Linked DNA regions of Homo sapiens: region 2 is linked to region 1. Evidence: chromatin loops called from intact Hi-C (ENCODE). Cell type or tissue: MCF 10A. All regions are shown on one strand. Links, peaks and the distances in the headings refer to the core of each region. The heading gives the core; the rest is flanking DNA. Region 1 has its middle 340 kb from the start of LINC01362. Region 2 has its middle 510 kb from the start of LINC01362.

Region 1 (5,394 bases), core at 127-5,126:
TGGTCAGAAGACTTGACTTTCTCAGCCTAAACATGTCTACGTCTCAAGAGGACAGCAGGGTTGGAGAGATAAACCTGTTTTGTGTGTGTGTGTGTTGCTTGTTATTTGGGGGGCATAAGGTTGGGGATGTTTCTGACACACCAAATAATTTATGCAATGTTTGCAAACTGAAGGTCAATTCATTCTTCAGACAGCAAACAATATACACTGCTTTCTGTTTTTGTTGTTGTTAACAGTTCCTGCCAATAACCTGATTCCTGGGTAATTAGGGACTGAAAAGGTAATCAGGATTCAAGTGTGCTGAAGTTCACAATTGGGATTTGTGCTTAAAAGCCCTAGAAACTTAGAGAGAAACCCCCTCTGCATCCTTTAAAATGGTCTAAAAGTCTAATCACCAACCTGAGAGAGTGGATACTGCAGCTCCTTTGAGTCTGGCAGTTACAGAGAAGACCCCAAGAAGACCCTTCAAGCTTCTAAGTAAATAAAGTTACTTTCATTGTCAGTTTTAATAGGATCTGGAACCTACCCAAATGTGACTGAAATCTAAGTGTCCTTTGCACGTCCTAAATATATCCTAAATATATCGTGTAAAATCCATCCCTAAACACCAATCTACTGTTTATTTGCCAGTTAATAGTTTATTTCCTTTAGCCATGGAAAACAGGCTGTGTTTCTTTTCCATCATTATACACCAGGGTTAAAGTAACTTAGTAATATTTTAAAGGGGAAAATAAAAAGTAATGAGGCAACTCCTTGAAATTTGTGGTTTCAGTCCAAATGGTCCTATCGAATTTCATTTATTGAGGAGATGGAGTGCTACAAAATTTCTAGAAAAGTTATACTTATTGATACTTTAATCATTACATGATCAGGATCAATAAGCCTTAGTCAGTTTTCCAGCCATCACAAATGGTCCCATGGACATTCTCCTACTACGACAGCTAGACGAATAATCAGTACATTCATCAGTAACCCAGTTAACAACTGGCTCATTTAACTTTTTTGTACTTTTGTCCTTGTCCCCAAAAAGGATAAAGGGAAATAGTATTTGGTCAAGCCCTGATAAATCAATAACTTAATGCAGTTAGTTACACTTACTTAGTGCAGTTAATATTAAAAGCTTGTAAGAGTTTCCTTGTATTTACTTCTTTATTCCCACATCAGCCGTTCCAGAACATTCTCATTTTCCACATGAAAGCCACAGGAGCCATTTCACAGCACAGACCCAACAAACTGAACACCAGAAGATTAAGTGGCTAAGCTGCCTAGCATTGCTTGTTTAGCTTTGCCCACAGGATTTGAATTTGCACTACACTGTTGAACATCCTAAAATAATTTAACCACATCCCAAACACTGCATAAAGAAAGTCTGTTCCATTTCTCGCCTCTTTAGATTGCACGTCCAGAGCAATTTCTCCCAAATTAAATGCCATTTGGTTTGCATTAGAATAATCAGGATAACTGCAAACATTAATAAGTCTGCAATAATAGCAAAGTTATTTTCTTTTCTAAATAGTGCTACACATACCTACGAAAGCTTTTCCGTCCTGTTTTTTCTCCTTTATTTTAAAAATAGATCCATCTCTGTAATCTTGTTGAGTGTTGCGATTCGCACCCTGGTTTTATGATGATGTGAATTTTAATATAAACACAGGTGTAAAGGAAAGCAAAAGAAGCAGCCTACTAAAACAAGTTTTCCATTTGCATGTTTGGCCTGGGTCATTCCAAGCATCCATGCATGCATTCACTCATTTATTCATGTATTTGAAAAGCATTTATTGAGAGTCTATAATGTATCGGAGTTGGTAGTGGGGCTGGAAATAAAAGAAGAATGAGAGAGAGGCATGGTCCTTATTATTAAGGGGCACAAGGCTAGTGTGAAGAATGTGAGCAGTTAATAGCTCATAACAAGGAGTATATGATTAGAATGATACACTAAATGGTGCAAAGTCTCATTGAATATATTTTTCTAAAGAAAGGCAGTTGTATTCAGAGCATAGGGCAGAGGACTAACCATCTGCTCATACATTCACCCTAAAGGTATATATATTAAGCTTTATTTGGGATCATGTTGGCATTAAATGGAGATCATTATAAAGTTATTTTGGTGACCTGCTATAGCACATAAAGGTGGGAAAATTGAGGCACAGAGCACTTATCTGGCTTACCCCACAGCAGAACTAGAAATCTGCAGCTAATTGGTAAATTTGGTAATTAATATAAAATGAGAATTTTCACCTGATATAATCCATACAATAGTATCAGGTATAGTGGCTTTATCATTAAATGATGCATATAATTTAGTTATATATACTAAAATAAATTGAAGGATGTCTTAAAAATGAGAAAGACAGCTATTACTAATATCAGTAATTAGCCTCAAAGGGAGAAATCTAGATAGAACAAGAACATATTCTAAGGAGCTATTAATAGATCCTTAAGGTCCCTTCAAATCCAGAAACATGTTTAATTCAGTATTTTCATATATATTAAATAGAGTATTGATAATAGATGTTACAAATCTTAAAAATAAGATTGTTCTATTTATATATTTTTCAAGAAATAGCACAACCTTGCTAGAACCACTACATTTTTTCTTTATGTGTTTCATATATTTCAACTTTATTTAAAAGATTACTATAAAAATTGCTAACTTCTTATTTTACATCTTTTATTCCAATTCCTATATAAAGTTTCGTGCAAGAAGCAAATGCTTAAAAATATTTAACATGGTATGGTGATATTTAAATTCTCCTTTACTTTTCTAAGTAGGTACCCAGACAAAGAGTATTATTCTTCCCCATCCACTTCATTTTTTAGAGTTTTCCGGTAAATTCATCAGTTTACTACTTGAACCTGCATACCAAGACTTCTTTTCAAAGTTAACAATTGTGATTTCTAACATCAGAGCAGTGTTTTTGTTTCTGCTGTGCTTCTTTGATATTGGCAAGAATAAGTTCAAAAGAATGCGATGAAGCCTTCATTAAGGGACTATGTTACTCATAGACTCTGGGAAGGCAGCCAGGGGAATCAATTGGTGAAACATTCAAAGCAAAACGTGTGCCACCCTCTTTTACATTCTCACATATGCCAAAGCTGACTGCTGAGGCGTTGAACTAAAGATCCTTGTCCTAGTCTTTGAGGTGTTCGATTTCTCTTATTTCCTCAGACCTGAATACCTGTTTTTATTACATTGCTTTCAGCGTGATATGTTATGATGTTCTGAGATTTCACTTCAAGGCATTGGCAGGTTTCTTTTACATCTGTGCATTTAGTAATCACGGAATGGTACTGGAGAAGAAGCTGCAGGGCAGGCCATGTGATAAAAATTGCAAGGATACTTCTACCCACCAGAGGACACTGGGCCTGGAGATGTTCTTTGCATGAGTCAAAGCAGGGCAGGAAGTTCATTCTCTTGGGATGTGAAATGCTGACTTTCTCTTTGTTATTAGGATATAAGCCAAGCTAAGAAGAACAAGGACTCTGTGAAAGGAAAGTCACCTGTTTCTCTGGCCCAAGTGTTCGCCTGTCAATCTGCTGTTCCAGATCCAGACTATAAAGAGTGAAGGGGGCGGGGAGAAGGAGAAAAGAAGCAGCAAATTGTCTTGCCCAGAGATTGTTTGGATTAGCTAATAAAATCTGCTAAGCTTCTGAAAATCCCTATCAAAAATCAGGCAATTAATTTTATCTCCATTTCTAATCAAGAGCAGCCAACATGAGTTTTCAGAGCAAAGACAGAGACTGTGATTTGGTAATGTCATTTGGGTAATCACAGTTTTATACTATAAACTTTGAAGTCTTTACAAAGTTTAAAGAATCAGGGATTGTTGCATAAAAACCACAGAATAAAATAACTATATTTATCAATCTAATATAAAATACTAACTTAAAAAGTCATGGCTTGCTGCACTTCATAAACTACTTGTTTACACTATATTCCCATTTACCATAAATTCCTTGTGCATGTTTTCATATACATGTATTTAAGATTTCCTAAAAGATAATGTTGCCTTATCAAGATTCTCTAAAAATGGGTGTAAAGTTGTAAGATCATCAAAGTTTTAGAGCTCTTAAGAGCTTTGAAGGTAATTTAATCATATCTTCTCATTTTATAAAATAAGCAATGGAGACCAGAAATAACAAATATTTTGTTCAATATTACAAAGCTCACTAACAGAGACAGGCTTTTCTGGTTCCCAGGACTTTCAAGACACCACACTGCAGCCAAAGAACATTGTAGCTGGCAGCGCTTTCCAGATGAAATCCAGTTCTTGCAAGTTAACCTTTATTCGTCCAATAAAGACTACAATTTTCAAACAAGGTTTGAAATAGTACTGTAGTTTTTATTGGATGAATAACCACTGAAATAAGTTTACATAGTATTTAATCATTATATATAGTTATTTATATAAATAATGTAATTATATATGAATAATATATATTTAATAAAGTACAGTGCTCAGTGGGTTAAAATAAAGATTGCTAGTTACAACAAATAAGTTTTCATAGGATATTAAAATAATTGTCAGTTTAGAACTCACTGTTCTCCAATAAAATAAATACAAGTAATGAATTTGAGAAAACATAGTGTTTTACAGATGAATAAAAAAATGCATTTGAAATGCTAACATATTATTTCCTTTTTTCAACCAAAGAGATCTTTTCAAATGTTCAGTTACAATTCTTTCAACAGTGAATATAAATTTTATAGATTTGAGTTTTAGCGTCTTTCTAATGTGGTTGACCGTTGAACACTAGATTGACGTATTCAGTGGTCACATAGACATCAGTTGGAATAATGATATAACAATAACAAGCACGTTTTCTTGAGAAATACTTTAAAAAGTAAATTATATACTGAACCACAAAATGAAAAATGGGGAGATATAAATGCTCTTTAAACTGTTTTTATAAACATACTGAAATGTAGACAGAAACGTGTAAAGCCGGAAATAGAGCAAAATGTGTTTTCAGGTGGCACTATAAAGAAAGAGATGAAATAAAAATGGGAGGCAAAAGATGTATGTTCTACATATAGCAGTGAACTTGAAACCAAAACTGCAAATTTGTATAAAGAGTTCAAAATAAGGGACATAGTCAGTGAACCAGAAAAACAGAACAAGGCAAATGAATATTATTTTATATGTGATTAAAATGATTACATGAGAAAGTTGAATATGAGAAGGAAAACAGTTTTTGACTTAATGATGAAAGCTATCAAGAAGCAGAGAAAATGATGAATAATGTGATGAGATGGGCCATTTTAATTAAATTTTCAAAGCATAAGTTAATCAAAAACTATATAGGCCAAATAAAAAAAAATAGAAAATGGATGGCAAGCTAAGATGTGAAGTGGGGAATAAGAAGAGACACAAGTTATAGTAAAGTAACAAT
Region 2 (5,394 bases), core at 338-5,337, 180 kb after region 1:
GACTTATCTAACTCCAAAGCACGATGGCAAGTTAAATTTTTTAGTGAAGTTTTCTTAGAAGAATGAGGTAAAGAACATTCATTTTATATCCAATTAGATTTTCTAAACATTTCCTTGACCATTTCTCATTTTCCTCAAAGTGTATCTCTCTTTGTTTGCAAATGTTTCTTCTCACTCTCCCATGAAAACTTTTCTCTCAACACCCTCCACACTTCTCTACCCCATCCTCTTTTTTGGGCCACTTCACTCCCACTCTCCTGTCTGGTCCTTGTACCCTTGGGCTGCCTCCAGGTTCATATATTGCCCCACCTCACCTTTTTTTTTTTTTTGCCCTACACAATAATTCAACCTTCTCCTGACTTTCCCATATGAACTCTCATCTATTGCTCAGCAAAACATTGGTTCTTCCTCTACAACCAATTTCTTTAAAAAGTACAAAAGGAAGACAATGTAAATATTTACCATTTGATGCTTTCCTTGTTCCAAGTTAAAGAGATAAAGAAAAAAAGAATAGAAGTTATATGAAAAATAAATGGAAAATAGGAGAGAGAAATGTTAAGTCTGATACATGTAAAATAACAAAGGTGAAATCACTGATTAAAGACCCATGGACAGAGAAATTTTAAAGCAGCCTTACAAGCCTAGGGATTTGCCTCTGTGAAATCAAAAAAGGGAAGGAAAACAATCAGATATCATAGCAGCCAACATGCCTTTCCCCCAACCCCTCCGCAGGACATTGCTTTCCCAGCAGGGGAGTCTCTCTCCTGTATTAGCCTCTCAGAATCACTGTTCACAATCAATCTCTATTGAGCAGGGACATTTCAGTCTACTGAGTGAATCTTTGAAAACCTACTAAAGAAAATCTCTAAAGAGGGACTTACTGCAGCACAGCAACCCTGCCAATGGCAAAGAAAGGTCACAGGCCTCCCACAGGACAGAAACCCACCACCAAAGCCTCTGGTGATCTTTTCATTCCTTCTGCCAGCTACTGAGGGCATCAGATTGGTTCAGGAAAGCTAGTGGAAAGAATGATTTAAAAAATTTACAAAGATCCTAGCATATCAAGAATGGTAAAGCAAAAAAAAAAGGACTGATTTACACTCCCACCAACAGTGTAAAAGTGTTCCTATTTCTCCACGTCCTCTCCAGCATCTGTTGTTTCCTGACTTTTTAATGATCACCATTCTAACTGGTGTGAGACGGTATCTCATTGTGATTTTGATTTGCATTTCTCTAATGATCAGTGATAATGAGCTTTTTTTCATATGTTTGTTGGCTGCAAAAATTAGTTCAACTATTGTGGAAGACAGTGTGACAATTCCTCAAGGATCTGGAACTAGAAATACCATTTGACCCAGCAATTTCATTACTGGGTATATACTCAAAGGATTATAAATCATTCTACTATAAAGACACATGCACACATATGTTTATTGTGGCACTATTCACAATAGCAAAGACTTGGAACCAACCCGAATGTCCATCAATAATAGACCGGATAAAGAAAATGTGGCACATATGTACCATGGAATACTATGCAGCCATAAAAAAGGATGAGTTCATGTCCTTTGCAGGGACATGGATGAAGCTGGAAACCATCATTCTTAGCAAACTAACACAGGAACAGAAAACCAAACACTGGATGTTCTCACTCATAAGTGGGAGTTGAACAATGAGAACACTTGGACACAGGGAGAGGAACATCACACACCGGGGCCTGTCAGGGAGTGTGGGGCTAGGGAAGGGATAGCATTAGGAGAAATGCCTAATATACGTGATGGGTTGAGGGTGCAGCAAACCACCATGGCACATGTATACCTATGTAACAAACCTGCATGTTCTGCCCATGTACCCCAGAACCTAAAGTATAATAAAAGGAAAAAAAAGGAATGCTACTAAGGTTTTGCAGGAGAGTTGTATTTAATGCTGCAGAAGTGGCAAGATGGTAGATGATTGCCTTCATCTGCTGGTGAGAACAGGGATGGTATGGGAGCAGGATGGTTGCTTGTGAGCATTGCGCTTGGGCAGGCTGAAAAGAAAATGAAGCTGTCACTGGGAAGATCTCATCCTGTTCTAAATCAAAGAGAGAAGAGTAGACTGACAGTTGATAATAAAGATACTGGCAGATTGAAGTTTGTTAAATACACAGAGACAACTTATTAGGAATCTCCAGTAGGTTGGGGAGAGTTGAGAATGAACTGACTTTTGAAGACACAGAAGGGCACAATTATAACTAGTGAATGAATGTAAAATTGAGGGTGGGAAAGGGAATAAATAAATAAATGTATTAATCAGGGTGCTCCAGATATATGGACATTCCCTGATTCAACCAAGTTGACATGTAAAATTAATTCTCACAATAAACAAACAAATAAATCAATGAAGCTAAAACCATATCAGAAACAGATACAATTCATTGAAGAAAGACGCTACGTTGAAGATGTTTCCATGAAATTCCCAAATACTAGCAGACACTTCCGACTGCAGTAACATCTCAAAGGTGAGTAATTATGGAATTTAATTAAAACTTGCAGTCCACACACAAGGAAAAAAAGTGTAGTAAGAAAGATGAAATTAAGTAAATGGTATTTTCAAATAGTTCTGAGGCCTCTCAAAATTTCATGAGCAACAGAATCACCTCAAGAGTGAGCTTGTCAGAGCACAGATTTCTGGGCTCCATGCCAAGGGATTCTGATTCAGTTGGATTGCGGTGAGGCCTAAGAATTTGCACTTCTAACACCCTCACAGGTGATACACATGCTGTTAGTCTATGGACCACACTTTGAATAGCACTGATGTAAAATATGTAACTGTATCATGGACACTTAGGTTTCACAAATGTCACATTTAGGTTTCAGATTTGTCACAAGCAATCAGTCACCAGGGGCCTGAATTTTATAGCATCTCGCTGAGATATCTCACATCAACCTCAATCTCTGCAACACCTCAATTTCCCTTTATGTGTGGCATTAAGATAGCCATCCTTAATTTTCTGGAAAGTTTTGATAATTAGGTACACTCTTAATTGTGGGTGAGCCCCTAATTATACAATTAAGGTTTTAAGCCTTTTGAAATTCTAATATGGAGAGTGCTTTCATACACGCGCCTTTCTTCTTATTTTTTAAACCCTTGTAATAGCAACCAAATCCAACAGAAGCTATTTTGCAATCTATAGCCAATTCACACTTGCCCCAGATAGTAATTATAGAAAACTTATGACTTTTATGTTTGTAAAGGCTGAAGTTTTTGAAGAAATAAGCAGCTTTCAAATGTCAAGCACTCAACACAGCCTCCTCCAGTAAAGAGGTTGCTGCAGCTGCGTCTAAGGAAGGATAGGAGAGTTTCTGATATTAGAAGGAGGATTTACGCTGACCAGGCTTGAATTGACCCATGGGGCAAGAGCCATTTGTTCAGTTGGCTTTTTCTGCAAGAGGGAGAACACTGACCATGTTTTTACCAGGGCCTTTTTGTTCTCTAGTCTAACCCTGTTTCTGGACACTTATCTAAGGGAAAGCAAGTGGATAACAAAAAGGGCACATGAAAGCACTCCCTATATTAGGATTTCAAAAGTTTTAAACCTTAATTGTATAATTAGGAGCCTCATCTACAATTAAGAATGCGCCTAATTATCAAAATTTGCTAGAAAATTGAGGATGGCTATCTTAATGCCACATAAAGGAAAATTAATTTTTTCCTTATTTCTCTCTATTTTTTCATAAGTGTATTGAAAGTTTATTATTTCAAAAGAAACTTCATTACCAGATGCATCTTGTATTTTGAAAAAAAAAGACCATACTAATATGATATTAAAAATACTAAATTAACTAGTATTGACAATAAAAAGACTAAGTAGATTCATCTCCCCTTTCCTCTTCAGTTGCCGTGTTTCTCCTCTTGCTTTGCCTTTCTTTTCCATTTTCCTTTCCCATCTCTTTTCTCTTCTATCTTCCTCCCGATAAAGGGACATTACATGATTCAAGTTAAAACTCATCATGATCATCATCATAAATTGATACAACATCATTAAGTGCAATCATGTAACATTATCATCATCATTATCTTGGGCGGCTGGAGAGGCCAAACATGTTCCTCCCTTCCTCTCTTCCTTTCCCACAGCTTCTAAGATAAGAGGATCTTTATTCTTATAGTCCCCTTCCCTGTTCATAAATATAAAAGTAATTTTCTCTCTTTCCCTTTTCCCCAGCACTGTATAGACTGCCAATGTCATTTCTGTTGTTTCTTCCCTTTATGCATTTTACCAGCAATTATTTACAGCTCTTTAACTGAAGATAAATTGGCAAGGAAAGCTGGCATTGGACAAGGTTTTAGATTTCACTCAATGGTGTAAAGATGTGGAAATGGCTTCCTGTGAAGTACCAATGCAGTAGATTGTCCTATTAACTATTTAAGTGAGCACGCAAGATTATTACTTCAAAGCTCCATCTACTGCAATTATTCCTAAGTATGCCTTCACTAAAAAGATCGTGGTTGTGATATCTAAGGGTCATTTCCAAGTTAAAATCATGCCTCTCTTTCCATAGTAAAATAAAATGTCAACATAGTCACAGCTCACAGAAGGAGGGGGCGTGTGCACACAGTCATCTCAGGGTTACAGCTCATGTCAAGAGATCTTCTCTTAGATAAATAACTGGTGTTGCTTCAAACATCGTTTTATTTTCTAATTGGTAGCACATACTTCTTTGCTGGATAAATGTAATGGACTAGGTATGGCATCATCCTTAATTAATTGGTGTGCTAGCTACTTAAGAGGGCACATACCACTTGTGTTATTAAACAGTGTCATGTCAGATTTAATGGATGTCATTATGGGGGTTCCTCAGGGATCAATCCTTGGACCATTGTTATTTATGATCTTTATAAATGAGCTGACAAGGCAGGGTTCTGAGTGTTGTGTGTATCTTTATGCTGATGATACACTCCTGGGCGGGTGTGCTCAGTCACTGAGGGAACTTTGAAACTGCCTTGTTCAGGGATTCCTTAGATGGAAATTGAATTGTTTCAAATAAGGCAAAGCCAAACACTTGAGCATTTTGTGTAGAAACTCTCCAAAATACTGTGCATGCAAAGATAAAAATTAAATGCCTAGGCATTTCTGTGGTCAGAGTGATTTCAGAGAAAATGCTTATTGTTGGCAAACATGTTTACATTTAAGTCACACAAAGCAAATTGTATTCAGAGATAACTCAGAATAATTTTGATGCTGAAAATTGAGACACGTTTCTGCTATGTGAGAAGAGGTAGCAAGGGAACCTAGGTGATTTTAGCTTAGATTTTGCCTTTTCCTAAGGCTGTCTCCTGACCTCCCCAGGCTACGTGAGGTGAGCTTCCTATGTGATCTCTTGTACCTTGTGCTCGCTTTTCTATCCTTTCATT

Evidence for each region. Hi-C counts contacts between places; a loop is a spot of excess contacts. Peaks named below come from ENCODE experiments on the same cell type or tissue, not always from the same donor. Only the 100,000 strongest peaks of a DNase experiment are listed, where the experiment ranks them.
Region 2: a loop joins it to region 1, with 2.3 times the contacts of the local background. A loop is called at or near these places in 2 of 110 quality-filtered maps.

What each region holds. Positions count from the first base shown.
Region 1 is chr1:82,563,369-82,568,762 of GRCh38, reverse strand. No RefSeq gene overlaps it. Among named protein-coding and RNA genes, the nearest start is that of LINC01362, 340 kb to the left of the region's middle. In MCF 10A, for the core only: no CTCF peak of the experiment used is centred there; DNase peaks (open chromatin) are centred at 3,022 and 3,372.
Region 2 is chr1:82,386,180-82,391,573 of GRCh38, reverse strand. No RefSeq gene overlaps it. Among named protein-coding and RNA genes, the nearest start is that of LINC01362, 510 kb to the left of the region's middle. In MCF 10A, for the core only: no CTCF peak of the experiment used is centred there; a DNase peak (open chromatin) is centred at 2,683.